Regions from separate parts of the Homo sapiens genome. Here region 2 is linked to region 1. A link is a loop called in an ENCODE intact Hi-C map of the cell type or tissue named here. Cell type or tissue: heart right ventricle. All regions are shown on one strand. Each heading gives the region's core, and the rest is flanking DNA. Links, peaks and the distances in the headings are about the cores only.

Region 1 (15,350 bases), core at 8,546-11,045:
TTCATTATCCATTTTGTAGATTATTGGACCTTTGCTTCTCTTCCTCCTCTTGTCTGTCTTGAAGATTTTGTTGTTCTTTAACACTTCAGAAAGGGAAATAATTAAGTGCATTTAAATCAATTGAATTTTTATTTGCCAGAGTTCTTTAAAAAAAAAAAAAGGGATAGGAGGGTAAAGGTCATCTACAGTAAAAAGTAAATGTCAAACACAGACATAAGCACTTTTTGTTGTGTGATTTGTTTACAATGACCAAGCTTACTGGTTGTATCTATAAAACTCCTTTCTTTTGAGACCTCAGAGTACCTACTTTTTTTTTTTTTCTAACCAGCATCCTAGGGACAAGGATGGGAGTTTCTCCCCTCTCCCTTACTCTTCTACTTTCACTAGCAACCTAGGAGAAACTGAGGAAGTCTCCTGAGTTTTAATATTTGTAGTTGCAGTATTCACTCAGGGCAAGTTTGGGAGTTTGTGAACAAAGGAAATTAATAGAATGAATGTTGAGATCCAGAGAGGCCAAATGTCACATAGAAAGTCAGTGATAGTCACTCCTAGAACACAAGCTTGGCTAGTTAGTTGGGTGGGGAGTTGGGGGCAGTTTTTGATCATTTTACATTTTGCTAACTTCTAGTTTAAAAAGGTGCTATCCCTAATGCCTCAAATCTAGTGAATCATGGCATGCAAAGAAGTGTGAACTAGGGCTAAGTCACCTTTGTGTAGTCAATTTGATTGCTTTTCTTAAATGGCACCCCCATCTCCAGCTGTGAAGTTCAGCCATCTGATTTGAAAAGTGCATTTATAGATGGAAATAATACAAATCAGTCTCTTGCTAATGCTGTTTTCTTTTCTTTTTTCTTTTTTTGTTTTTGTTTTTGTCTCCTTTCTCTAGCATGAAAGACTTTCTAGGTAAGAACTCTCCCTGTTATATATGCATGCTTAATACTTGTGAGTGAATGCATGTCGAATTAAACTTAGCTTTATATAATAATTCAGTAATGTTTCTCACATCCTTTCCATCCTTTTCATTTCCACAGCCACCACAATAATTCAGACTTTTATTACCTCCTGCCCAAAGCAATGGAACAAGCTTTTCAATTTACCTTCCTGCTTCCAGATTCTCCTCTTTCCAGTTCACCTTGTAGACTTCCACTAGATTAATTTTTTTTAAAGCACCAGCGTACCAGGCACCATGCTCGGTATTAGGGAAACAACATGAATAAGACAGTATCCTTACCTTCAATTAGCTAACAAGCCAGTAGAGAGACAGATCATTTCAACAGAACATAGTAAGTGCCCATTAGAAGTACAGACAGGTATTCTGAGCACAGAGAAGAGCAATTAATCTAATCTGATGGTTCAGATTGAGGTTAGATACTGTTATTTAATAGTGGATCCAACAAAATACCTTATACCTAGATGATGCTCCTTAGTAGTTTGTTGAATGAACAAACTAAAGACCTGTTTTGCAATTGCTGAAAAATTAAAGAAGGATATCAAAATTGGGGGAATGACCCTCTGCAGTTTTTCACCTAGTATCTAAGGGTACAAAACTAATCTTCTGAAAGAAGAAACTAAATAAAAAATAATAGACTATAGAGCCAAAAGTTGGAATCTTTCTTTTTCTACTGTTACTCTGATGGAGAAATTAAGAGATTGGGAGAAGATATAGTTATGGGACTATAGGCCAAATGAGTTTCCTTATAATTTGTTTGGTATTGAGCTGGTTCTGTCTTATTAATATATTCTAATGTTCTTCTTCTGCTTGCCCTCTCACCAGGCAGCAGCTGAGGACAAATCATTTACTTCTAACCTAGCAGAAAATTACTTAGTTTTGCAAAATTGTTGGAGAGTGGTATTTTGCCGTAATCTTTTGTGAACTCTCTCGTATTATAATAGCCATTTGTGAAAGGAAACTTTTTCCCACAGACTTCAAAATATGCTATGAAACTGTACCAATTAAAACAGTGAAGCACTAGCTCAAGAATAAACAAAGAGACCTATGGAACACAATCCATAGCCCCCCAAAAATCACATGTATAAGGTGACTTCATCTCAGTGAGGAAATAATTATTCAGTAAGTGATCATTAGGACAGTTGATTATCTGTTTGAGCAATTATATCCTTCCCTTCAGCCATACCGAGAAACAAATGGATTTCAGTTGGCTTACAATTTGTAAGAGAAAAGTGTTTTACCATAAAAGTTAGCAGAAGAGAATATTTTATAATCTTTATATAGGAAAAGCCTTTCCAAGTGTGATACCATTACCGGAAAGGGGTCCTGATTCAGACCCCAAGAGAGGGTTCTTGGATCTCACGCAAGAAAGAATTCAGGGAGAGTCCATTAAGTGAAAGCAAGTTTATTAGGAAAGTAAAGGAATAAAAGAATAGCTACTCCATAGACAGAGCAGCTGGTTGCCCGTTTTTATGGTTATTTCTTGTTTATATGCTAAACAAGGGGTGGATTATTCATGCCTGCCCTTTTTAGACCATATGTTGTAACTTCCTGACTTTGCCATGGCATTTGTAAGCTGTTATGGTGTTGGTGGGAGTGTAGCAGTGAGGATGACCAGAGGACACTCTCACGGCCATCTTGGTTTTGTGGGTTTTAGCCAGCTTCTTCACTGCCACCTGCTTTATCAGCAAGGTCTTTATGACCTGTATCTTGTGCCAGCCTCCTATCTCATTCAGTGACTTAAAACGCCTTAACCGTCTGGGAATGCAGCCCAGTAGGTCTCAGCCTCATTTTACCCAGCCCCTATTCAAGATGGAGTTGCTGTGGTTCAAATGTCTCTGACAATACCATAAAGATAAAAATCATCAAATTTAATTATATAAAATTTAAAATCTCTAAGTAAGACACTATAAACAGAGACAGAAAGTGAAGTGGGAAAAAATATTTGCTGCCTATATTAGTTTTAAAAGCCCGATGACGAGTTAGTGGGTGCAGTGCACCAGCATGTCACATGTATACATATGTAACTAACCTGCACATTGTGCACATGTACCCTAAAACTTAAAGTATAATAATAAAAAAATAAAAATAAAAAAAATAAAAGCCCTACTCTACAGGAGGTTCCCCTACTACAATAAGAAAAAGATGATTACCCTACTGAACAAAGGCTATGAATTGGCAATTCAGAAACAAAAAAAAAGAAAAATAACCAAAGATATTGATTGTTCATAATGATTTTAAAATATTAAAATTAATGACAGATACATATTTCTGTCATAAGAAATATTTCATAAGAAGGTAACTGGACAAAGGCACTAAGGTTTATAGATAAGTCTGCTCATTTTAGCATTGTTTATAATAGCTAAAAAATTTGAAAAATTTAAGTGTCTATCATAGAAGATTAGTTAAATTATCTTACAGGCATGTAATGGAGAAGACTGCAGTCTTTTTTTTTTTTTTAGTGAGGCAAATCTATTTTTACTTAGATGGCAAGATGTCCACGGTCATAGTGGTAAGTATAGAGAGGAGGAGGAGTTAGACAATAGTGTATGTTATCTGAATTTATTTATAGAACTATGTATTTTAACATATATGCTTGACATTCTGCAAGGATATGAACTAAACAGTTAAAAGTAGTTATTTCTTAGGCAGGATTATGGGGTGACCCTTTCACTTTCTACTTTAGATACTTCAGTATGAACTTTTTCTACAACCATATATTGCTTTTATAATCAGGAAACTCAATAAAGAGATTTCTATTAACAAAAGAAGAAGAAAAAGAATGTTTTGAAGAATGTGGGACTTAGCATCTCTGTGAGTGAAAAGAGGCCACCATTGTCATTAGGAGCTAATTACTTTGCCTCTGCCTTCTCTGTGTCATCCTTATTGCTTCTCTATCTCTTCTAATACTTATTTCAGCTTCCCCACCCCCAGCTATGGCAAATAGCTACCACAGGACAGATACATCAGATGCAATTTTCACAGTTGTGACTCTTCAAACCATCCCAGTTCAGGATGTAGCACTCTGCAGGGCTGATTTCAGTTTCATATGTGCTGCCTTTTAATTTGGAAAGAGCAAAGTCTGAGAAAAATATAAACCAGCGTTAAGGATTTAGGGTGATAGTTGTACACTTAAACAGGTAATCAGCTGAGAGATCCTTCCCTTAATGAACTTACCAATACTGGAAATAAAACCACTATCAACTCTAAGAGCTCAGTTGCTAAAATATGTCAAAATTCTAATCACAGGCACAGCAGTCTTGATGTGGAATATGGATAAGATGGTAGAAAACTAGCTATTTGGGCACTGTGTTGGTATCCCTAAAATGTTTGGGATTCCAGCAAACCTGTAGAGCACCTAAAAGGCATACGTAGCATGCCCTAGTGGCCATTTCATTCCTATTCAACCTCCAGCTCAGATCTCTAAGTCCACATGTTTCTGATTCATTGACAGTTCATTGTAATCATTTTTCCAAGAGCCATTGAAATTCAAGAAATCTTTACTTTTAAAAGCACACTTTTGAGGGAAGCTGTTCAATCCTAAACTAATATGAAAAGCTCTTAAGATTTAAGTCAGCTCATAGGTCCAAACCACTAATTTTTCAATAAGCTTCATTCTTGGCAAATGATGGTCAGCCTCCCTCTCCAAGCTCGTGCAGTTTAGCCCTGAGGTCTGGGAACGCTGGCAGAGAGATTGAAGGAAAGAATGTTATGAGTTGTTTCTGGCCAGGGCTCCGAAATACTTCTTAGAAAAGGCGCAAACTACCCCTGAGCATTACCTTCTCCCCACTACTTTGTTCTCAAAACCAATTTTTATCTTTAATATTATCTCCCACAGGTTGGAATCGGGAGGTAGTAATCCTACAACCAGTGATTCTTACGGTGACCGGGCTTCAGCAAGAGCCCGTCGGGAGGCCCGGGAGGCCCGCCTAGCCACCCTGACCAGCCGTGTAGAAGAAGACAGCAACAGAGATTATAAAAAAGTAGGGTCTTTATTCAATTTTCCGGTTCTTTGGTGACATGTAAACCTCTCAGCCTTCCTCCACCACACCCAGAAAAATTACCATAGCTCTGAATAAGCAGAAGAAAAGGCACTTAAGTAATAATAATTCCTTGCAGTTTTCTGGGTTTACTTCACCTCTCCAAAAAACTAGATAAAGACCCCTTCAGATATTGAGGTGTTTTGTTTTGTTTTTTGAGACAAGGTCTCATTGTTACCCAGGCTAAAGCGCAGTGGTGCAATCATAGGTAACTTCCCTCTCAAACTCCTGGGTTCATAGGGTCCTCCTGCCACAGCCTCCCACATAGCTAGAACTATAGCCATGCACCACCACACACGGCTACATTTTTTATTTTTTATGGAGATTGGATCTCACTATATTGCCCAGGCTGGTCTTGAATTCCTGGCCACAAGCAATCTTCCCACCTCAGCCTCCCAAAGTGCTGGGATTACAGACGTGAGCCACCATGCCCAGCCATATGTTGCTTTTAGTGCAGTAAGTGTATAGTTAGAATCAGGTATTTAGAAGTGTAGGGAAAAGTAAGAAATTAAGAATATAAAAAGGGTGAAAAACCTAATGCTGTCTCTCTGAGCCCCTGAGAATCATTTGGTAGACTGTTATTTTTAACAAACATGTGCTTCTAATAAGGTCCTGTGAATATCAACTAAATACTACTTGGTGTTAGTAAAAAAAAAAAAAAAAAAGAAAAGAAAATCATCATCACTTTACAGTTTATTTCCTTTTTTCTTGTAGAATAGTACCTAACTCCAAGAGTAGACTTAAAAACCTTCCCTTTCAGGTGTTTGCGATACCAGGAAAAACTATTTTTGTAAAGAAAATATTTAGGATGGGCATGGTGGTTCATGCCTGTAATCCCAGCACGTTGGGAGGGTGAGGCAGGATGATCACTTGAGCCCAGGAGTTCCAGACCAGCCTGGGCAATATAGTGAGACCCCCATCTCCACAAAAAATTGAAAAATTAGCTGGGCATGGTGGCTCATGCCTGTAGTCCCAGCTACTAAGTTAGGAGGATTGCTTGAGCCTGGGAGTTCAAGGCTGCAGTGAGGGGTGATCATGCTACTACACTCCAGCCTGGGTAACAGAGCAAGACCCTGTCTCCAAAGGGAATAAAGAGTGCTTGTTCTGTTAATGTTTTGTTAAGCAGAACTTGACTAAAATCAATATACACAGTAGACTGGTTCCAAAAAAAAATTGTCTTTTTCATTGCTCTTTTAAGCAATGAAAATGTCCCATAGTAATGACTGTTTTTCCCCCAGAGATTAACATTATTGAAGTTGGAGCATCATCATTCTCTTTCTGTTCATCACTTTGAAAAAGCAAGAGACCAGTTGGCTGAATGTACTCTGCTCCCTACCCTTCCTTCATTTTCTCTCTCTACCATATAGTGGTGGCTTGGGGCACAGAGCCCTGGGCATTCTCATGTGATGAAATGGTGTGAGTTCTAACGCGAACGCTGATCCTCTTTTTTCCCTCTCCTCTAGCTCTATGAGAGTGCTCTGACTGAAAACCAAAAACTGAAAACAAAACTTCAGGAAGCCCAGCTAGAGCTAGCAGATATAAAGTCCAAGCTTGAGAAGGTGGCCCAGGTAAGACGGAAGAAGAAGAAAAAAGATGAGAACCAAGGGTTGATGTAAGGAAGCAAACTAGACTAGGGATCTAAGGGACAGGAAGTAAGATAGAGTCAAGATCAGGCCTTCTCGGGGCAATGAGATAGAAGCTTCTTAGATTCTAATTTATTTTAGGTTTCAATCAGTGTTTAACTTAAAAAGGAAAACTGATAATTCAGTGAACAATTCCTGATGGTCTGAATGCTAATAATTAATACTATGGCTCATCATCTACTTATTTATTAGTAGAAAAGCATAAACCAGCACTACAAAGCTAGTCCTAGACAGTTCCTCTTGTCCTGTTCATTATGTTTCAGTTCAGTTTATCTACACTTCACCTCTTGGAGAGAGATAAGCAAGACCCTATTAAACCTAGGGCAGAGAGATAACAAATTAAGCCTAGAGAAGTAAGTGGTTTGCTTAGGCCATATAACAAATCAAGGGCAAAGGTGGTGCCACAACATAGGGTTAAGTCCCAAAGCAAAGATTCTGTAGCATATGTTATCTCCCCAAGCCACCACTCTTTTTCAGCCTACAAATAAGGAATATTAGTGGCAGAAAGACTGATAAACTATTTCCTCTCACTGCCAGGTTTGATTTAATTAGATGATGCTTTAGAGGATGCTGGAGGTAATAACCTTGTCACCAGTGAAACAAACTCCGCAGCTGAAAGCTAAAGCAAGCACTGCTTTTGGTTATTGCTGAGTTATCAGGAAACCTATTGAGTTATTTCCCTCCTAGAATGCCTGGGGACTTAGAATTTCGAAAGCTGAACTGAAGTAAAAATGATTCTTTAGCAGGAAGGCTTGAAATGAAAACCAGAGGTGGCTAGTCATTCTGGCAATATGACTGGCTATCCAAAAGCAAAGACTAAAATGCTAGGGTTGTACAGTACCAAATACATGGAGTTTGGAGGGCAGGGGTGTTGATTACCCTCTAAACATCCTATTCTAACCCCTCTGGAATTGCATGAGCAGGAGGGTGCCAACACTTGGAAGACAGCCCCACAGAGCTGCGTAGGACTCCAGCAAGACAGCCAGGACACTCACTTTCTGGAGAAGGGCTTACCCAGGTGTAAAATGTGAACTGCCTGTCAGTTTAGAAGAGCCACCCCCTTTTTCCTGATTATAGTAGCCCAACATGGCTCTACTGGAAATTTCTGAGACTTACTGCAACACAAATAGATAATAACTAGGCTTAAAGTGATTTTGTGGAATAAGAAAAGTAGGTTTCTAAATCTAAAAGAGAAAAATACACACATAGCTATAGCCCTGCCATAAGGCAGCGGGGTGGACTGAATAAATCTCACTCCAACATTATTGAGCCAGGCAAAAAAAAAAAAAAGTCTCATTCACAGTAGACCCTCAAAAGAAATCTGGGGCTAATTTTTATTCTGAATGGCGCCACATATTGGCAGTGGTTTATAAATACAGATCTTATGCTGGTTCTTGTCAGTTATTACTAGGATTGTTTTACAGAAAATTAAAGAGCAGTCATGTGAGGAACCACAGGAAGAGCAGTTTCACCTGCTCCCCACTCTTCTCAGCGGAAGCTTCTGACAGCATATGTCTTGACCTTTAGGGGTTCTCAGCATTTCCACCAGCCCATGCCTTAGAACAGTGAGCAGTCTAACAAGCTGCTGACATTGACTTGCACAGAGGGCACTGAAAATAAAATCAGCCTTTCCAGTTGCTGGGGAAAAGCATTTACTCTCTGGCCCACTGCTTTGCTGGGTGTGTCAAAATATACTTAGTTTTGCCAAATACAAGTTATTGAAATTCATAAGAAATGGTGCTGCTACAAACCAAGTCTCTGCCATTTACCAAAAATGGAGTTGTTTGGCAGGACAGTGGAGGGAGGGCTTCTCAGCCTCACACATTTGTATGGAGACAGTTACCACATGAACATACACAATATTTTTACATAAAAGATCCACCCCAACTCTAAGGGAGTCAACATTAAAAACAGAACAAACAAAAAACTAGTTCTTTGTGTATATAAACCTTGAAAATCATGAAATCATCACAACTTCTACAGCTCCTCAGGCTTAGGAAAGAAAGACTTACGAGGATATTAACAAGCTGTAGGATCTATTTTTGCGTTTTTTTCTCTTCCTTCTGCTTCATAGTAGATGCAGCATAAAGGCAGACAGCCATGCCCTTCCAAACAGAAGGTGAAAGCCCAGGACAGGAGCCAGAATTCTGAGTTTTATTGTTAGTTCTGGCCATTCCTTAATTTTTTTTTTAAAAAAAGAAACTGCTGCAAGAAGACCAGCATAATTTCTATATTTATTTAAATGTTGTCTCTGCATGACACTAAGCAAAATAAAAATAATCACCCAGCAGTTATTAAATGTCTACTGAATGTAAGAAATTCTGCTGAGTTCTATGACCCTAAGGCCAAAAGGGACTTAAGGGTTTTTTATTCCCCTTTTAAGGAAGGGCCATTATCTGAGGTTATTCTGTTTTTTTTGCCGTGAGGCTAAGTCTTTTCAGCCCCTCTGCAAAATTTAAGTCAAAGATGATCTAAAATAAACATTCTAAATCTTTTATTCAAATAAAATTACCTTATCTGGAAGCCCAATATATAAGACAGATGAAAGTGGACTACCTCTGTTCAAAGCAGGGCAGATGCCATGAATGGACTCCTAAGAACCCCTTAAAGCCCACCCACATATGAAAACTGCTGCTCTAAAAGAAAAATGGTATCAATTCCCAAAACAGAAAGAATAGGGGAAAGGGGATTATTTAGACAAGTGCCATTGGCCTTAGACATTCTCGCTCAGGAGTTGCCAGCCTTTTAAAGAAAAGCCTTTTTTTTTTTTTTGTTATTTCCTCTGGGTTGTGATATTACTCATAGAATGAAGAGAGGAGAAGAATGGTGAGATGTAAAATTGTAATTAGCATTGAAGACCTGTGGAGAGAGAGAGAGAGAGAGAGATTGTGTGTTGTAAGTAATTTCTTTGTAATTTCAGGGAATACTACTACTGCCTTCCCCTCCCCAGAGGGAATCCTGCAAACTTCAGAGAGGTGATAATGTTAGGCTTAGAGATCTATCAGAACCTGTTTGCTGGGGATCCCTGCTATAGGGGAAGTCCAAAGTTTTACTGTTTATTTCTAGATGTCTAGTAGTGAAGCTGAACTAGACTGGGCGTTCTACTGGCCCTTAGACAACTTAAATAACAACTGTTTTCCTTCCATTTGCACCAGCAGAAACAAGAAAAGACCTCTGACCGATCATCAGTGCTGGAGATGGAGAAACGGGTATGCGCATGTCTGTTTCCCCCTCCACCCCATTTCATCTCTTCTTTCTGACTCTCTCCCACTTTGTTATTCATGCCAATGGAAAAAGTCCATCTTAAGAAGGAGGGAGTTCTGCCACATTCCATTCCCAGCTTGATGATAAATTCTTTTTGTCTGACTCTAGGCAGTAATTTGATTGCTAGTCCTTTTGATTTCCTCAGATGGTCAGTACTTTCCACATATTTAGTCTTAGGGTGGGAAGGGTCCTTGGAAGGTCATCTCGTACATTGTTCTGACTGTGGGCAGAACTGCATACACACACAACCCATAACATTTTGGTTTACTGTAAATCATTGCATACACACACACACACACACACACACACACATCCAAGGTCTCTTTACCGTTTTCATAACCTTGAACAGAAAGGAAGCTTTCAGTGGGACCCTCTGCCATTTAGGTCTTACGACTTGAAACATGAGCCAACACAGTCTTTCACTTATTTTGACTGAGGGGAGGATTTCTGGTTCAATTGCTGATCTCCTCCCAACTGTACTCAGAATATTATTCTGGGATTTTACATTCTTGGATTGGGAAAATTCAATTAGATTTATTGATGGACCCTAGCTTTGATTTGGCCCTGGAGATATAATATGTTCCCATCTGTCCTGTTGTTGTCTGTTTAATTTGGAAAGCAGCTAAGTTTTACATTTTATTCCTTTGGCCTGTAACCAAACTTCCTTGGTATCCCATCTGATCAAAAACTCCTCATTGGGTTTAGGCTAAACCAAGAGTCAGTTGCTGGGAAAGAGAAATGGAACGGGAGAGAAGCAACTACAGGGGGAGGGAAGAAACTAGGGGGAGAGATGCTGTTTCTTAGACAATGATGTCTACTTCCCGGCTCACCATCTGCTCCTCATCATGAGAGAAGCAGTTTCCTAGGAATTTAGGGAGAGCATTACTGAAGATAATGATGCCTTTTTGATAATAGAGAGCAAGGGCCCTAGTCACTTGCAGACATTTGAAATTCTATGAAATCTTCAACCTGCACAGAGTAACTGAATGTCTTCTTCTGTTTGCATATTAGCAAGTTGCTTCTCCATATATCTACTGATTTTATGATAGGAGATTTAGATAATGTGATTTTTATCAGTGAGGTAGCTCCATCTTACAAGTGGCAGGATCAGATAGTGCTCAGATCTCCTGAGTAAGGTTTGCCTGAGTCAGCAGACAAACCTTTGACCGTGAATCTGCTGATCACACAGCAGCTGGGAGGCAGCATTTTTACTCCCTTCTGAATTCAATAATGTTCAACAGTCTCATTGTTCCGAAACAGGAGAGGCGAGCCTTGGAGCGCAAAATGTCAGAAATGGAGGAAGAAATGAAGGTATGAAGAGATTTTCTTTCTTTTTGTATGCCTGTTCTCTGAATGCCTGCCAAGACTGGATATTTGAGCATAGGCCTGCCCCCTCCAGATTTCACTACAAACTCAATATCTGCAAGAAGAAATGATGTGTAAAAAAGTGAGCATCTCTCCTCAGCCATTTCCTAGGCTCTCTCAGCTCACACAACATCCATTGAGGACACCTTAAAGGCATTCTAGGAAAAAATACTGCCTTTGGTTTAAGGAGAGGTCTTGGCAGGCTTGAAACAAACTTGAGTTTAACTTTTAAGGCTTTTCAAGCAGTATCTTTGCCCTCTAGAGGGTAAATGAGAAGGCTAGAACAAGTTTTCCAGCTCTGGGAGCCTCCCATTGGGTGCCTGGGGAAGCCTGAGCATGGCCATAAGCTTTCTTCCCTGGTGCCCCTCCCAACCCATCCCTTTGCTGGCAAGAACACAGATTGAATCATTCTGCAGCAAAATAAAAATGTATTCACATATTGATTTCCTGCCCCAGTACATTAACTCTGAAATATTCAGGGATGCTTGGCACTCTCCCACTAGAATAAGCTCATGCCACCAGATACACTTCACAGCTCACTACTTTCCTTTCTCTCCTCACCATGACCTGCAGTGACCATCACCTCCATTAGCCACTTTAATGGACAGCTGCCATCCTGGGCAGTTTTGAGTGCTAAGAACTGGAAATCTACCCAAAGCAGTCAATTTGCTGCCATGGGAGGCAGTGGGGCAGGGGGAGGGGAGGAGGGTGAAAGGGGCAAGATGGATACAGAGCTGCAGGGAATATAGAGCTGGTCAGGGTAGCCACCTGGAGATTATTTTGAAACATCTGATTCCTGCAATGCATGATGACACATGCCCATAATCACTTAGCACCTACTCAGCTTTTTTCTTTCTTCAGGCATCTTATTTTACCAGATACATGATGCCAAGCATTCATTTGGTGAGACAGGGTTATTCAACTGGGAAGCCAAAGCACTGGGATAGTATTAGGCAGATCCCCAAATGTCTTTCTATGAGCAAGCATCCCTAATATGCAGTTTGGGAGAGACATTTATTGTTCCAGTGGCCTAAATAGATTGGTTATTTATTGAAAAAAAAAAAACTTTTTAAGACCTGTTGAGGTTATAGTTTACACCAGATCTGGTGCTCATAATCAATCCTGTTACTCTATAATTCCAGAATGAAGGAGAAATGCTGAGCCTTGCCCTTGCATTTCCTACCACTATCCCAAGGCTGTAACTGTAACATTCACATAGAATTTTAAGCAATACCTGCTTATATCTCAAACATTTTAAATCTTCCAAGTTGATTCAAGCAGCAAGAAATAGAAATAATAAATAATTGATTCTCATGAGATGGTAGAACAGTATGCCCTAGCACCTAAACTTCTGCATCTTGTGATTTTTTTCAAACGCACCTTACTACCACACAGAAGTATTCTCTCCCGCTTAGAGCAGTGAGTTATTAGAGATAACCAGTTCTTTTTTAATTTTTAAGAGATGGAGTCTCGCTATGTTGCCCTGGACTTGAACTCCTGGGCTCAAATAATCCTCCCATCTCATCCTCCCGAATAGCTGGGACTACAGGCACGTGCCGCCACACCCAGCTGAGCTAACTGTTTCTTGATGAGTGCATATCCACAGCTCCTTGTTGCATGGAGGCTCCTCCATTTTTGAAACCTCCTGAGTTATACCATCTGTACTCTGCTGTTAGGCAGCTGTCAGTGTTCCTTATTAAGAAATGTCCTAAATGCTGATCTAGAGCATGTAATTGAGGCAAAAGCTAGAACCTTTCAAGGAGTACCTGGGAGCCCAAAGCCAGCCTCCACTCACCAGTCATGGGGCTCTGTGTCACATCAAAGCAGGCCCACACACAAAAACCCAGAAAGTGGTCAAATTAGAGAAATTGAGGCCCTTTGTTATTTTTATTCCAATTCTAAATTTGGAATTATGGAAGCCCCTTCAGTGGTTCTAGTTGCCCTCAATTCTGTAGGTTGAGATAGGCTTACATTTTTTCTCTGTCTCTTTATGCTATCAGTCTATGATTTCCTAAACTAGATCATGAGTTCTTTCCTTTCCTCAAGAGATTATAAGATACGAAAGTGTTTGCTCTCCCCAGCCATAAGCCATTTGCCAGCAACTCTAAAATCAATTGTAAATTATCAAGTGGAGCCAGATCATGAATGTTTAGTCCCTAAACCAATAGGTAAGCTGTTGTGAGGCTGTTTTTTGTTTTTTTTTTCTCTTTGAGACGGAGCCTCACTCTGTAGCCCAAGCCTGAGTGCAGTGGCACAATGTCGGCTTACTGCAACCTTTGCCTCTAGGCAGATTCAATCGCTCAAGCGATTCTCCTGCCTCAGCCTCCAAGGAGCTGGGACTAGTAGTGTGTGCCACCACACCCAGTTAATTTTTTTGTATTTTTAGTAGAGACAGGGTTTCACCATGTTGCACCAGGTGGTCTCGAACTCCTGAGCTCAGGGGATCCACCCACCTCGGCCTCCCAAAGTGCTGTGATTACAGGTGTGAGCCATCGCGTCTGGCCAGGACTGATTTTTTTTTTAGTTAAAACATTCAGATTCAGTCAGGTGTCCATTATTCTCCATTATCCATTACAAAGCCAAATGAAGAAGAAATGCCTGTAAACTCTAAAGCCCCTAAACACTATTTGCTCAAATCAAAGCCCAATGCCAGGTTTGCAGATCGTCCAGCACCCCCTAGAGGACTAAGGGAGAAGCATCTGTGCCTCTGCATTCTCACCAGTTTTATTTTTCTGTCTGTACCTACTTGAAGACAAAAACTTCAAAGATGCAAATATATAAATATGATAAAATTGGTATGACTGGCCCTAAAAGAGTCTAAGAAAATACTTGTTTAGCTCTCAAGCTCTTCATTCAGACTATGGTTTATGGTGACCAACATTGCTAGAGTGATTAATAGCTAAAATCTCTCTGTACTAGGCAGCCAAAGGTACAGGTGACTGTCTGGCTGAACTGGGACCCAGTAGAGCTTGGGGCCAGTTGGTCATGCTTGTTGCATATTCATTTTGTACAGATGCTCAAACCTCCTTGGAGCAATCAGTAGGGAACAGTAGAGGGGGCTGATCTCCAGTGAACCCTTAAAAATATAGTAGGTTACTCAAGGAAAGAAAGTGACTTCAGTCCTATTTTTCTAACTCTACCAAATAAAGTACAAAGGCCAGGTGAAATGGGGGAACCATGAGATGGGCTAACCCAGATGTATATGTGGCTCTGTGGTTATGAGATGTGTTGTGCCTTTCTGGACTTTTATTGGAAAGGTAAGTATTTATGAATTCTCCTCAAGAGAAACTCCACCCAGATCCTAGATTGGAGTAGGATTATATGCCAACTTCTGACAGGTGTGCATGTCAGTGTGAGCTGTGCCAGGCCTGCACCTGGTCTTGGCGCCCACATCAGATGTGATTACTTCTCTACTGCATCCTCCACTCAGCATCAGCCTCCTTGTCAGACCTTCTCCCCTTCCTTTCCTAGGTCCTTGCATGAGAGGGACCCAGCAACCAATTCCTTTTTAGATTGGTCCTGGAATTTTTATTTTTCTTTGGAAAGATTACTAGCTGACCCTGCTCCTTAGCCCTGCCCTTGCCCATCCTGCGCTGGGCCCTGCCCCTTCTCCTCTCCTCCTTGCCTTGCCTTGTTTTCAATACTGCTTCCTATAGAACATTGACCAGATTGTTTCCTGCCTCTCTCCCTCATGCTGATAACTTCCAAATTCTTTCACCTTGATCTGCTTATACTCACTTGTCAGATTGAGTCACTTTCATCATTCATGTCTTTAATGTTATTCCCTGGGAGGTAAGTACCACTTCATACAATGACAATTATTTGATAATGATTATGTTGAAAGCTTTGGTCCAATGTCAACACCAAAGAAGGGTGAGAGCCAGGGACTTTCCATTGGCTTTTAAATTTGGTCCCTGCCCATTGCTTTAATCTTTTCCATATGCTGTACCATGATCTCCCTCCTCTATCCTCACCATGGCCAAGATGCTTACAGTGGGCAAGGAAGATTGCCCGGTCCTCACCCTCCAATGGCTACATGAGACAGTTTGGCTAGCCTACCTTTATTCCAAGGTGGTCATTCTTTCTCTT
Region 2 (15,350 bases), core at 7,264-9,763, 50 kb before region 1:
GGCAGCATTAATGAGTTTTGGTCATGCAGCAGGAAGCAAGCTGTAAAACTTCCTGAATGAGAAAGTGAAGGAGAGAGGGGGAGTTGCTTCCATGTCATTTTAAATATAGTCTCTCTGTTATGTTTTAGTTCATTACCTTTTGAGGAGAAAGTCTGAAATGGTTCTCCTAGCGTGTCCCTATCTGTTTTTCTCATCTGATCCTATTCCTTCTTACTTCCCAAGGACCAGTCTTTGAGGTTAGCTAAGATTATAGTTGGGAATATATAATCACTTAATACTTGAAATTTAGCTTTTGTAGATTATGACCGTAAGTAAATTTGCCTTTAAGGCTCACAGGTTCTTGGAAGAGTGCCTGTCAGAAGATTGTTAGTTGCTGTCATTCACTTTAATTGCTTGTTGTCATTTGAATTCCTTAATTAGGAGTAGATTATGGAATTTACTAGTCTTTTTGCCTTGTCAACGCTTAGTCTACTGAATATGTGCAGGAAAAACATTTTGGGGATTTGTGGAGGGGATGACAGAAATCTTCAAAGTGATGACCCTGTGCTTGCTTGAAATGATAGTTAGGAGGGATGGATGTGGGGGAAGAGAAGCTGAAATCCTGATTCTTCAACAATTTTAAGGAAAAAAGTGATGAAAACTGACATTAATATGTCACAGTAAAGACTCATATAAGGTGTGGGAATTGAGCATGGGATGGCATAATTAATTTTGTGCCAAATAAACAAAATCAGATCCTTTCTTGAGAATAAATGTTCACACAGATGTGCCTTTATAGAATATGTACTTTTAAAAAACTCCATATATGACATGTTGTATGAGAAGGCCTCTCTTAGATCACTGGTGACCTCTAGTACTTTGGACTAAAACTAATGAAATATTATTTAGGCAGTTTATGTATCATTTCTGGAGTTCTTGACTTAGAGCTAAGGGCGTGTGTAGATACTGATATCCAGCAAGCTGAGCCATTTTCAACTATAATAACCTAATGGGTAAAGCTTCTATAGTAGTCTCCTTCAAACCTGTCAGTAGCAATCACTGGGGTTATTTGTTTACAATGTAGGTTTTTAGACCTCTCCCCTTGAGATTCTGGATAAGGAGGTGACATGGTGGTAGCGGGTGGAAGTCCTGGAAATCTATATTGTAAAGGTCTTCCAAAGTGTTTCTTAACAGGCAAGTCTGATGGATAGTGTTCCTAGAGGTATAATGTTTAGGGATTGCTAACATCCCAGGTAGGCCAATCATTAAAGAGTAGGATTAACTGTAGCACACTAAAGAAGCTTAGAGCCAACCTCTACTCCTTTCTGTCCTCCCGAAATACACATTTAACCCAGAGTACCAAATTCTCAAAGACCCTCTAGGACAATTGAGTCCCATTTGGGATGTCTTTTGCTCTCATGCAGCATGTGTTTATTCAGTCAACATATATTTATTGATGAGCCATTATATGTCAGGCACTATGCATTAGAGATGCAAAAATGTACAAGGTAGACAAAATTCCTGACCTCATAATACTCACATTTTATTTATTTATTTTTGATATGTATTATAGATATTGGAGTTATCCAATACAAGTTTTATTCAGGCAAGTATATATATATTATATATTATATATTTATACTAATATAATATATAATATAATAATATTTATACTATTTATTAATTTATAATATAATTTATATGTATTAATTTATAATACATATAAATTATATCCAAATTTATACAATAATTTAAAATATAATTTATTAATATAAATATAACAATTATATCATAATATAATAATATATAATATATATTATATATATTAGCAGAGTCTTTTAAAGTTTATTTCAATAATTTTGGGGAACAAGTGGTTTTTTGGTTACATGAATAAATTCTTTGATGGCGATTTCTGAGAGATTTTGGTGCACTCATCATGCAAGCAGTGTACACTGTACCCACTATGTAGTTTTTTTTTTTTGAGACAGAGTCTCCTTCTGTCGCCCAGGCTGGAGTGCAGTGGCGCAATCTCAGCTCACTGCAATCTCCGCCTCCCGGGTTCAAGCGATTCTCCTGCCTCAGCCTCCTGAGTAGCTGGGACTACAGATGCCCGCCACCATGCCCGGCTAATTTTTTTGTATTTTTAGTAGAGATGGGGTTTCACCGTCTTAGCCATGCTGGTCTCGATCTCCTGACCTCATGATCCACCTGCCTCAGCCTCCCAAAGTGCTGGGATTACAGGTGTGAGCCACCGTGCCCGGCATATGTAGTCTTTTATCCCTCATCCCCATTCCACCCTTCCCCCTGAGTCCCCAAAGTCCATTATATCATTCTTATGCCTTTGCTTTTTCATAGCTTAGCTCCCACTTTCAAGTGAGAACATACGATATTTGGTTTTCCATTCCTGAGTTATTACACTTAGAATAATGGGCTCCAACTCCATCCAATTTGCTATGAATGTCATTATTTCATTCCTTTTTATGGTTGAGTAGTATTCCATGATGTATATATACCACAATTTTTTTTTTTTTTTTTTTTTTGAGATGGAGTTTCGCTCTTGTTGGCCAGGCTGGAGTGCAATGACATGATCTTGGCTCACTGCAACATCTACCTCCCAGGTTCAAGCAATTCTCCTGCCTCTGCCTCCTGAAATACTCACATTTTAATAGGGCAAGGGATATTTCTATTAGACATCCAAGTTGAGATGTCAAGTAGACAGTTGTCAACTAGGAATTTGGACTTTATGGGAGATATTAAAGCTGGAGAAATACAGACATGGAAGTCATTGCTTTAGTGCTGGTATTTAGAGTCAGAAGACTGGGTGAGATCACCAAAAAGCATAATTAAAGCAGAAAAGAAGTCACCTGACTAGGCTCTAGGATATTCCAGGGCTAACCCTAGAAAAGAGCAGGAATATTTCTTCCATGATACATATACAGACAGTTGTTGAATCTCTTGTTGTGAAAGTGAGATCATGCCGATCTGACTTATTGTGATACATACACACATACCCCTTTATACCTAGAGAGCAATTAGAGCCTAGGGTCCAGGTGAAAGATAATGTGCTGAGTTTCTGATGGTAGGTGTGGAGAGAATGGAACAATGTAAGAAATATGAAAACTCAGCAGGATTTGATGTTTTACTAGATGTGGATGATAAAAGCATAAAGAGCAGTCCCAAGGTATTTGGGAAGATGCATGGAATTGGCTTTGGAGCCAGAAGACCTAGGTTCAAAGCTTGTTGCATCTCTTATTAGCTGGGTGGTCTTGGAAAAGTAATTTAACCTCTCTGAGCTCTGAAAGTTCTTTAATCTGTAAAAATGAGATTATTATCCTTGTTTTGTAGGCTTGATACAAGGAACAGCAGTAATAATGTATATAAAGGGTTTAGCACAGTGCCTACATTTGGTAAATTTTTAAATAAATAAAGGCAGCTCATATGGTAGTATTTCACCAGTCTCCTCTCCTCCCATCTTTGAGCTTTCATACATGGTATTTTCATTCTCTAGAATTCTCTTCCTCTTACTTTACTGCCTCTTCCTCTCCCTACTCCACTTTTTAAAAACATATTCATGTTTTAGGTTAAGCACCACCTCCTCTAAGAAGCCTTCCTTTGACCCCCTCCCTGGACCAGACTAGGTTTCCCCTAGCACTGTGAATTTATCTTTAATATGGAGTGGTAATCATACTATGTTGTATTTGCCAACTGACTGAACTCCTTGAAGGCAGGGTCTGGAATGAGATGGAGTCTCATTCCAGTGCCCAGGCTGGAGTGCAGTGGTGCAATCTCATGTCACTGCAACCTCCACCTCTTGGGTTCAAGCAGTTCTACTGCTTCAGCCTCCCAAGTAGCTGGGATTATAGTCGTGAGCCACCATCCTTGGCTAAATTTTGTATTTTTGGTAGAGATGGTGTTTCACCATGTTGGCCAGGCTGATCTTGAACTCCTGACCTCAGGTGATCCGCCCGCCTCAGCCTCCCAAAGTGCTGGGATTACAGGCGTGAGCCACTATGCCCAGCCTGTTTCTTGTTCATTATATTTACAAGAATATCTAGTATTTAGGTATGTCTTCTGTGAATAGAGAACAATGCAATGCATGATATTCATTTTTTATTATGATGACTGCATAGATAATATGCCATTAATAAGATTGAGAATTCAGGAGGAAGAATATGTTTGGGGATGAAGATAATGATTTTGCTTTTGGACATGCTGAGTTCAAGATACCTATCAGACATAAGAAAGTAAATGTCCTATAGGCAATTAGATACATGGGTATGAAGTATAGGGAAGTTCCAGGGCTAGAGATAAAGAGTTGAAAGGTATCAGCTTGCTGATAATAGTTTTAAGCTATGAAAAATACATTTCCCAAGGTTAACTTTTAGAGCAGTGATTCCCAACTTCTTTTCTTCCCCAGAATTCTGATGGATATGAGGTACTCACTGTGTAACTGTGGTTCAATGTCTCAATGACTCTGAAGCAAAGGCAAGCAAAAGGAGCATGTTTCCCAGGGAAGGCCGATTATCAGAATGATTGTGGGGTGCTAAGGAGGGCCACTGCTATGAAAAGAGTACACAGTTTAGAACAGAGCCAGGGCACACCACTGTTTGAGATGGCAGAAGGGGAGAGGTACCTATGAAAGAGATCAACAGGGAAATGATCAGAGAAGAAGGAAAAGAGCCTGGAAAGGAGAGTTCTGCTTTTAGCTCTTGGAGGAATTGCCAACACTGCTTTACACAGTGAATACTCCCACCAATAGTGTATAAGCATTTCCTTTTTTCTGCAACCTTGCCAGCATCTGGTTTTTGTTTTGTTTTGTTTTGTTTTGTTTTTTCTTTTCTTTTCTTTTTTTAACTTTTTACTAATAGCCATTCTGACTGGTGTGAGATGGTATCTCATTGTGGTTTTGATTTGCATTTCTCTAATCATCAGTGATATTGAGCTTTTTTTCATATGCTTGTTGACTGCATGTATGTCTTCTTTTGAAAAGTCTCTGTTCCTGTCCTTTGCCCATTTTTTAATTGGGTTTTGTTTTTCTCTTGTAAATTTAAGTTTCTTATAGATGCTACATATTATACCTTTGTCAGATGCATAGTTTGCAAATATTTTCTCCTATTCTGTAGGTTGTCTGTACTCTGTTGATAGTTTCTTTTGCTGTGCAGAAGCTCATAAGTTCAATTAGATCCTACTAGTCAATTTTTGCTTTTGTTGCGATTGCTTTTGGTGTCCTCGTCATGAAATCTTTGCCCATTTCTATGTCCAGGATGGTATTGCCTAGGTTGTCTCCAGGGTTTTTATAGTTTGGGGTTTATATTTAAGTCTTTAATCCATCCTGAGTTGATTTTTGTGTATGGTGCAAGGAAGGTGTCTAGCTTCAGTCTTTTGCATATGGCTAGCCAGTTATCCCAGCACCATTTACTGAATAGGAAGTCTTTTCCCCATTGCTTGTTTTTGTCAGCTTTGTCGAAGATCAGATGGTTGTAGGTGTGCAACCTTATTTCAGGGCTCTCTATTCTATTCCATTGGTCTGTGTGCTGGGTATATACTCAGAGGAATATAAATCATTCTACCCTAAAGACACATGCATGCGAATGTTCATTGTAGCACTATTCACAATAGCAAAGACATAGAGTCAACCTAAATGCCCATCAGTGACAGACTGGATAAAGAAAATGTGGTACATATACACCATAGAATACTATGCAGCCATAAAAAAGAGTGAGATCATGTCTTTTGTGGGAACAAGGATGGAGCTGGAAGCCATTATCCTTAGCAAACTAATGCAGGAACAGAAAACCAAATACCACATGTTGTCACTTATAAGTGGAAGCTAAGTGATGAGAACTTATGAACACAAAGAAGGAAACAACAGACACTGGGGTCTACTTGAGGGAGGAGGGTAGGAGGAGGGAGAGGAGCAGAAAAGATAACTATTGGGTACTAGGCATAATACATGGGTGATTAATCTATGCAACAAACCCCTGTGACACAAGTTTACCTATGTAACAAACCTTCACATGTACCCCAGAACCTAAAATAAAAGTGTTTGTTTGTTTTTTTAAAAAAGAGTAGTATTCAACCAAACAAGGGAATGAAAACTTTCAAAGACTCAATGTGACAGAAACTTAACTTCTTATAACTCAAGCATAAAGGCTTATGTAGCTAGAAAATCTGCATATTTAGCCTGGCCTAGCTTTAGGCATAGCTAAATCTAGGAAGCTGAAACTTTCAGATCCCTGCTGCCTTCTTTGCATAGGCTTCAGAGGAAGAAAGACCTTCCCTATCCTAGTGTCCATATATCTTTTTTTTGTTTTTTGTTTTGGTTTTTGCACACAGGATCTTGCTCTGTTACTCAGGCTGGAGTGCATGGTGTGATCACGGGTCACTGCAGCCTCTACCTCCTAGGCTCAAGTGATCAGCCTCCCAAGTAGCTGAGATGATAGATGTGTGCCACCATGCCCAGCTAATTCTTTTTATTTTTTGTAGAGATGGAGTCTCACTGTGTTGCCTAGGCTGGTCTCAAACTCCTGGGCTTATGTTGTCCTCCCACCTTGGCCTTCCAAAATGTTGGGATTACAGGTGTGCACCACCACACCTGGCCTCGTAGTGTTGGTATATCCGATTGACCTTTCCTGGATCAGATGAACTTCCCTGAACCAATTTCTATAGCCAGAAATTAGATGAGATTTAGCGAGAGAGGCAGTGAAGCCTGAACCCTGAAACCAAGTTTAATTCAAGTCCCTCCTCTGCTACTTACTGTGTAACCTTGCCAAATTATATACTCCCTGTGTCTCAGTTTCCTTAACTTTAAAATAAGAGAAATCATAGTACTTATCACATAGGTCATTTCTTTAAATGAGATAATACATACAAAGTGTACAGAACAGTGTCTGGCACATAGTAAATTATCAATAAATCTTAGCCGCCATGATGATCATAATGATAACAATAGTGGTAGTGCTGGTCATAGTGATGAAGAAGAAACAAGAGCAGCAGCTACCACTTGTTATAGGGGTAGGGTTAGGAGAGGGTCAGCTACATGGAATAGATTCCCCACAGGAAATAGGGATTCTGTTATCAAAAGAAGAGAAAGAGATAAAGGGTTGGAAAGATAAATTATAGCTACCAATAGTCCTCTGTAATCACATCCAGTAGTTTGAGAGCTGAAGAGTATCTCGTAGGTTTGCCAGTAAGGAGATGTTGCTGACTTGTGAGAGCAGTTTGGTGGAGTGGGGCTGGGGAGCATGAAAGGATGATATCTTCTCTTTGTGACTCATCTGCGTATAACGATTTTGATGGATTTTCTGGGAATTAATAGTCTTTGGTTAGTAGCCATTTGCCTTGTGGGCAGAGCTCCAAGATAGTTTGCCGTTAAAAAAAAAAATCCTCATAAAGGCTTAAACAGGGTTCAAACAGATCTAATCGTCATATCATTTGGCACATTGTGGTACCTGATTCCATCTAAATTGTTTTCCCCTAACAATCCTTAGTCCACATTTCTGCTTTCTCTCCTTGTTAAGAATAGATGGCAGGTCAACATTCTTGCCTACTCCTGCAAGAGCATCTTGAAGGAATGAAAGGCAATTATACTTCTGCTGCAAAGGAGCATTTTCCACATGTTATGCTAACAGTTATGAAAATAGCTAGTTATTGGATTAGTTAGTGAGGTGTGATTGTCAGTTTTCATCAGGTTCTCATTACTGGTAATGTTGCCCAGACCTACATTTTTTCTCTGAATATGCTTCTGCCTTTTCTGTGTCTAGCTTACTTGTTTACAAAATGTTTTCAGAGAGAAAGTCTAATTCAGGGTTAACAAAGTTCTGCTAAGTCACCCCAAGATTATCTGGGCTAAAAACTTCTTAGTTTTTACAGAGTACAGTTGTGGAAAACAGCTCTTAAGAGTTTCTGGGTTAATCTAGAATGATTTCCTAAAAGAAAAGTTTTAGAAGAATTATTAAAGGAATTTTTTCCTGCCAGCTCTCCCCTCCCAAATTACAGCAGCACCCACAGACAAATATCACAAATAAAACAAAACTATATAACAGATAAATATGAAGAAAGAATGAGGAACTGAGAACTCTAGCCTCCAACTTTACCATTAATAAAAGCACATTACAGTGTTCCAGACTTGCTCTGTGAATAAGCTGTTCTCAGCTATGTATTTACGTTAGTTCCTTAAGTTCCTTCCAGAATTTATTTCCTAAAAATATTGGGGCTTTTATTGTTACTGCAACCCACAACTGACCTTTCAGGAATAAATTAGATTTAGATAGTGATTATTAGAAAGCTATTTCAAAATAGACAATTAACATGCATAAGAAAAAGTGTGTAACCTTACTGGTGTTCGAAACTATAATTAAAATTATAATGAGGTATCTTTTTTTTTTTTTGAGACAGAGTCTTGCTCTGCCACCCAGGCTGGAGTGTCATGGCGTGATCTCGGCTCACTGCAACCTCCGCCTCCCAGGTTTGAGCAGTTCTCCTGCCTCAGCCTCTCAAGTAGCTGGGATTACAGGCGACCACTATCATGCCCCTCTAATTTTGGTATTTTCGGTAGAGATGGGGTTTCATCATGTTGGCCAGGCTGGTCCTGAACTCCTGACCTCAGGTGATCTGCCTGCGTCAGCCTCCGAAAGTGCTGGGATTACAGGCGTGAGCCACTGCACCCAGCCAAAGTAACATTTTTTTACCAGTCATGATAGGCAAAGACTTTGAAAAGATAATGCCCAATTTAGCCAAGAATGTGGTGAAATGGGCCTTCCCATATTTTACTGTTGGGAATGCAAATTAGTCATTATTTTCTGAGGAGCAAATGGCTAGATTGACAAAAGTCCCAAATTGACCCAGAATAGCCCCCTATGAAAATGTATCTCTGGGAAACAGTTCTAAATATGGGAAGGAGGGGGATTTTATGCACAGAAATTGTTATCACAAGGTATGTTATATATAGGCAGCTCTGTAAATATTCATTCTACAAATACTTGAGTACCTACTATATGGAAGGCTATTAGGCACTATTGAACAAAACAGATTTAGCTCGTTTAGCTATTTATAATAGTGGAAATATTGGAAACAGCCTACTGTCCAGTATTCTGGCAGTGGTTAAGTATACTATGATTTATCCATCTAATGGAACACTATGAATCATAGTTTGCTTTACCATTCCCCACCAGCTAGCCATTTAGGGGTGTTTCCTTAAAATAGAGTGGATTATAAGGCAGCCATTTAAAAGTGAGTTACAAAGATAGTATAGTAACTTGGATAAATGCTTACAGTATAGTATTACTAAATGAAGTAGATACACAATTGTATATGTCATCTGATTACAACCATAAGGATGTAGCAGGCCCAGGTAAAGAGACCAGGGAGAAAGTGAGCAAAGTGTTAGCAGTGGTTGTATTTCTGTGATGAGACTAAATGTGACTTTTTTTCTGCTTTTCTTTATTTCCCAAATTTTCTTTAATGAGGCCTTGTTATTTGTGTAATTTTTCCCCCCTTAAATGCTTTGGTAACACACTTAGAAAAAGTTTGCATGAAAGTGAAGACTGCTCAGTGGCTATTTCGTGAACTGAGTGGGAATTTTGTCAGAGAACTTTATCCCTCTCTTTTGACTGATTGGCTATTTCAGCTCTGGTGGAAGTATGCAATAGTGGATAGAAATCTGCTGGACACTCACCCTTAATATAGTCTGTCTATACATATATAGCAGCGTTGATGCAATACACTGTGCCTCACAAATAGCAATGTAGATGATAAGATGCTTTTTGTTGTTTTTTTAGAAAACAGTATGTCTTTAGTATGTTATTTGAAGACTCGGGATTATGGCTAGCTGTGTGCCAACTTTCCATCCTTCAGACCTATAAAATCTGAATCAGTTTGGTTTTTTACTGCATTGTGGTGAAATTAAACAATTCACATAAATTTTTATTGTGGCTGATAGTCAAGGCTCTAGGAAGCTCTGAGATTTAATCTTGAGTTTTCCTTGCCACTTCAACCCAATTAAAAAATTTTTTTTTTTCTTTTTCTTTTGAGACGGGGTCTCACTCTGTCACCCGGGCTGGAGTGCAGTTGTGTGATCTTGGCTCACTGCAGTCTCCGCCTCTAGAGTTCAAGCAATTCTCATGCCTCCACCTCCTGAGTAGCTGGGAGTATAGGTGTTCACCACTACACCCAGCTAATTTTTTTTTTCTGTATTTTTAGTAAAGATGGGCTTTTGCTATGTTGGCCAGGCTGATCTCAAGCTCCTGGCCTCAAGTGATCCGCCCACCTCTGCCTCCCAAAGTGCTGGGATTACAGGCGTGAACCACTGTGCCTGGCCTCAATTTAAAAATTATTAATCCACTCTTAACTTCCATTTAGTGGAACTCCAATTTTATTCTTTCTTTTCTCATTGTCTTCCCTACATTTCTGTTCACATGAAATTTCTAATTGTACAGACTTTGCAGTGTGCAGAGTCAAATCTCTCATATCCTGTAACTTTGCTGCATGCTCCTTAGTTTTTTCTTTATCTACACATATATCTGGTCAGTTTGATACATTTTTTTCTTTTTTGGTCTTCTCAGCTATTAGAAACAGACATGTTTGTAGAAAAGAACTCTTACCATTTGTTGCGTCTGGGACTTGTGTGGAGGGTTTTTGTTTTGGTCTGGGTTGGTTTGCTTTTTCTATTTAAAACTTAGATTGTGTGTACACCCACACAGAAACTTCATCCAGCTACCAGGCTATTCCTTTGTAGAGTGGTGATCAAACAAAAATATGCATCTGGTGATTCTTTCATTTGATTTGAAAACTGATTTCAGAAACACATTATTTTCTTCTTTTACCTGGCAGATTATTTCTGAGCAAGCTGAAGAATGGAGGACTCAGCCTACTTATAAAGTACCAAACTGTTAAGGTCACAGAAAATTATTTCTGGAAGGTACATTAGAAGTTGTTCTAGCCCAACTCTCTTATTTTACAGATGGAAAACCTGGGGCCCAAAAGAGGGCCTGGCTTAGCCTAAGCTGTACAATGACTTAGTGGTAGAAAATGAACTAGAACATTTCTGAATTCCCAGTCCAGCATTCTTTCCACTAAGCTGATGGCTGTCTTCCAGGTGCAGGAGTGCAGGTTGGTACTTATTACAGGACTCTGCTGGCTGCAGTGGCTCTTTCTGGTGCTGTGGAAAGTACCCTCTTCTTTGCTCAGTCTGATTCCATTTATGGGAAGCAGTGGTGGAGTTTGTACATAAGATTTACAGTAAAGTCTGCTGCTGTCCCAAGTTTCTTAACCTTTTTAAAGTCATCTTCCTTCCATTTCTGATTTCCTAGTACATCTATTATTTATTTCAATGTAAACAAATTCCAAATAATGGAAATTTGTCTCTACTACAGCTTATTCAAGTTTGAACTTTGAGTATATATGCTAATGTTTACAGACTGGTGAGATCAGGAAAATTGAACTGCTGTTATTTCAAAAGTGAAAGCTACTCTGGGACTTCTAGGTCAGGGTGGCAGAGTGAATACTCCTGAATCTTATTCCTCTCATTCAAAAACAGAGAAATTATGCATAAATATTTTTAAAGGTTTTAAAAAATACATAGTTATTCTTAAAAATAAGAAAGAAAAGTCTCTTTGGGCCAGTAATAGAAAAGCCACTATGATGGCAGGGGATCGGGGGGTGCTATGAATGGATATGGGCAATTGGGACCAGGTTTTTTTGCAATGATCCTGTCTGTGCATGAACCCAGGACCCAAGAGCACAATACAAATAGGAGCTGGGCTAATCTAACTTATCCCAGCAGTGTCACAGCCAGGAATAAGCTGCTTGTTCCTGACCAGAAGTAAAGAAGAATTGGCAGTCACAAGCAAGCGCAGGAAACCACTCAAGATAGGACTTGGACCCAAAATACTTTTGGGCTAAAAATTCAGAACTGGGCTACCTAGGAGGAAAGAAGACCCAGAGCTACCAACTTAAGGTCTGGTTCAAGGTTGGCACATTATCAGATTTAAGCTGAGGCAACTTAAAACTGCCCTATAGATACAGGTACTTACATTTTTTAGTTATCATAAAAATTGAGCCCCCAAAACATTACAAAGAACCCAGTAAAACCTAAGATCATGAAAAAGCAGTCAAGAGAACCCAACAAATGAGAGAATTTATACCTGAGAAAAGAAGAACAATCTGGTGAGAGTTTAAAAATAAGTTAAAATTCTCAATATATGTACAGAAGAAGTTAGATTTTACAGAATGAAGAACAGATAATGAAACAAGAAGAGAAAGCTGTGAGAAAGAAGCGTTTAGACATCTTGAAGTGAAAAATATTATAAATACAATATTGAAGTAAAAGAACAGTTAGACTGCACATACTTTCTATAGCTTAAGAGAAAATTACAGAATTAGGAAATAGAACTGAGAAAATCTTTCAGAATGCAGTTTAGAGAGAGTTAGAAGAAAATGAAAGAGAAAGATGGACATGAAAGATGACCTGAGGAGCTCTAACATACATCTGCTAGGAGTTGCAAAGGAGAAAAAAGAATGAATAAAAAAGTGGCAATAATAATAACAATAACTGCAGCTAAGAATTTTTTCAGAAATGAAGCTGAGTCTTCAAAATAGAAAATGCTGCCATATGTAACACAGGATAGATAAATCCACAACTACATACATGATAATAAAATCGTAGGAAATTAATGATAAAGAGAAAATCTGAAATTCTGAATACAAGTATAAGAAAAAATTCTGAATAATGGAATGGTAGTCAAATTGGCAGTAGGCTTTGGCAACAGTAGATACCAGAAAACTGACTAGTATCTTCAAAGTGCTGTAGAAAAATAACTGTGAGCTTCCAGTTTCATACAGTGGTTTATATACAGAGTGGGAGCAAAATAAACACATCTTCAGATACACGAAGCTAAGTTTTCAACTCACAAACTCTTGGTGATAAAAGAACTAAAGGATGTTCTTCAGTAAAGAGAAAAATAAATGCAGAAAGAAGTGGAATACTAAAGCAAAGAGTGTTAAAATATGAGCTAAAGCTAATATGCTTCAAAAGCTAGAACTAAATCTTAGCAATAATAATATGGTATTAAAGATGTAAATGTGTGCTAAAGTCCTTGTTTTGAGTAGAAAAGATACAGATGAATGTTATAGACTTTTAAAAAATATATATTTAAATAAGTATGTTAAATATAAGGGTATCCAGTATAGTAATAGAAATATAGAAATAGAAGGTACAAGTCCTTAATCAGTAGGGGAAAGAGAAAAGATAGGTAATATTTTAAATGCTTTCACTCCATTCAATAGAGGGCAGGAAAGAAGATAAAAAGAAGCAAAGGAAAAACATGGAAATAGGAAATACAAAATAAAATATGTAAGTAGTCATAATATAAATTAATCTACAAAGCCAGAGAGATAGTCAGATTATCCTTCCATATGCTGTTTTCAAAGTAACACTGAAAGATAAAAAAATACAAGTATAAGACAGGAAAAATTTTCTCTTGGTTACCACCAAGTGAAAGCTGGCAGCATGAACATCATTTGAAACATGAACATGTTTTTGCTTTAAAACAGCAAATGACAGAAATATATGTCTCACTTATAAATAAGGAACAATCCATGAAGATGATATAAAATGACTCTAGATACTGAAAATATACTCTCAAAATATATAAAACAAAACCGACAGAATTATCAAGAAATAGCATATCCACAGTCAGTGTTGCAGATTTTAACACACCTCTCTTAGAAACCAGTATATCAAAAAGTCAAAAATACTCAAGAACATAAAGAATTTGAACAGCATAATTAACCAGCTTAATCTAACAGATATATAGCACACATAGGGCGTGTGTATTGTGACCATGCTAAATGAAAAGTCAACATTCACTCATTCATTCAACAAATACTTATTTGTCCAATATTTGCCAGATATTGTTCGAGGTTCTTGGAATCCTTTAGTCAACAGTATAGACAATGATCCTGACCTGTTGAAGTGTACATTCTAGCAGGGAGTAAGATGAAAAGGCAGACAATAAACAACAAACATAATAAAGTATGTGTTAGACACTGATGCAATTTGGAAAAAAAACTAGAAAGGAGAATTGAATAAAGAGGATTGGATGGAGAAAGTACAGGTTGTAATATAAACAGTGGGTCTGAGTATATCTTATTGACAGGTTGAGATTTAAAGAAGCAGAAGGAGTTAGCCACAAAGATATCTGAAGGAAGAACATTTCTTCAGATGTAGTGTAGTGAGGTCCTCTAGCAAGAGGGTACAGCTAGAGCAAAGGCCATATGGTGGGAAAGTACTGACACATGAAATAAATGACAGGTGAGAGTAGCAGGAAAGAGAATCAGATCATCTGAATGCAGAGCGTCATAGGCCTTTGTCATTTACTATGCACAAAATGAGGCGCCATTGCAGGATTTTGAGTAGAGGAGTGATGTGATCTGACTTAAGTTGTTTTTTTGTTTGTTTTTTGTTTTGTTTTGTTTTTTTGAGACGGAGTCTTGCTCTGTTGCCCAGGATGGAGTGCATTGGCGCCATCTCGGCTCACTGCAAGCTCCATCTCCCAGGTTCAAGCGATTCTCCTGCCTCAGCCTCCTGAGTAGCTAGGATTACAGGTGCATGCCACCACGCCCAGCTAATTTTTGTATTTTTAGTAGAGATGGGGTTTTACCATGTTGGTCAGGCTGGTCTCAAACTCCTGACCTTGTGATCTGCCTGCCTCGGCCTCCCAAAGTGCTGGGATTACAGATGTGAGCTACCGTGCCCGGCCAATCTGACTTAAGTTTTAAAAGAATCATTCAAGCTACTCTGTTGAGATTAGACTTCAGACAAAGGTAGCAGCTGAGCAGCTATTTCAGTAATCCAGGCAAGAAATGATGACAGGGGCTTGGATCACATGGTAGCAATACAGTTGTTGAAAGTTGGTTAGATTCTGGATATATTTGAAGGTAGAGCCAACATTTCCTGGAAGGGCTTGTGGGATGTGACAGAAAGAGGGAGGAATTTTAGATGATTCCAAGGTTTTTGACCTAAGCAACTGATAGGATAGAGTTGCCATCAACTGACATGGGGTAGGCTACAAATGAAGCAGGTTGGGGAAGAAAACTAGGAAGCCAATCTTATTTATTTATTTATTTTTCCCATAGATTTTGGGGGAACAGGTAATCTTTGGTTATATGAATAAGTTCTTTAGTGTGATTTCTGAGATTTTGGTGCACCCATCATCCAAGCAGTGTACACTGTACCCAATGTGTAGTCTTTTATTCCTTACCCCCCTCTCACGCTTTCCCCTGAGTCCCCAAAGTCCATTGTATCACTGACACCTTTTCGTCCTCATAGCTTAGCTCCCTCTTATGAGTGAGAACATATAATGTTTGGTTTT

What was found. Peaks named below come from ENCODE experiments on the same cell type or tissue, not always from the same donor. Only the 100,000 strongest peaks of a DNase experiment are listed, where the experiment ranks them.
Region 2: a loop joins it to region 1, with 3.0 times the contacts of the local background. A loop is called at or near these places in 53 of 110 quality-filtered maps.

Annotation. Positions count from the first base shown.
Region 1 is chr1:202,557,991-202,573,340 of GRCh38, forward strand. PPP1R12B (protein phosphatase 1 regulatory subunit 12B) reads left to right here. Exons shown (of 24, transcript NM_002481.4): 19 at 887-903; 20 at 4,788-4,932; 21 at 6,453-6,557; 22 at 9,788-9,841; 23 at 11,157-11,207. Among named protein-coding and RNA genes, the nearest start is that of SYT2, 140 kb to the right of the region's middle. RefSeq lists an enhancer at 9,682-10,354 and a silencer at 13,771-14,065. In heart right ventricle, for the core only: no CTCF peak of the experiment used is centred there; no DNase peak of the experiment used is centred there; H3K27ac peaks cover 2,500 bases.
Region 2 is chr1:202,509,275-202,524,624 of GRCh38, forward strand. All of the region lies in intron 18 of PPP1R12B (protein phosphatase 1 regulatory subunit 12B), which reads left to right. Among named protein-coding and RNA genes, the nearest start is that of PPP1R12B, 170 kb to the left of the region's middle. RefSeq lists a silencer at 7,067-7,361. In heart right ventricle, for the core only: no CTCF peak of the experiment used is centred there; no DNase peak of the experiment used is centred there; H3K27ac peaks cover 1,759 bases.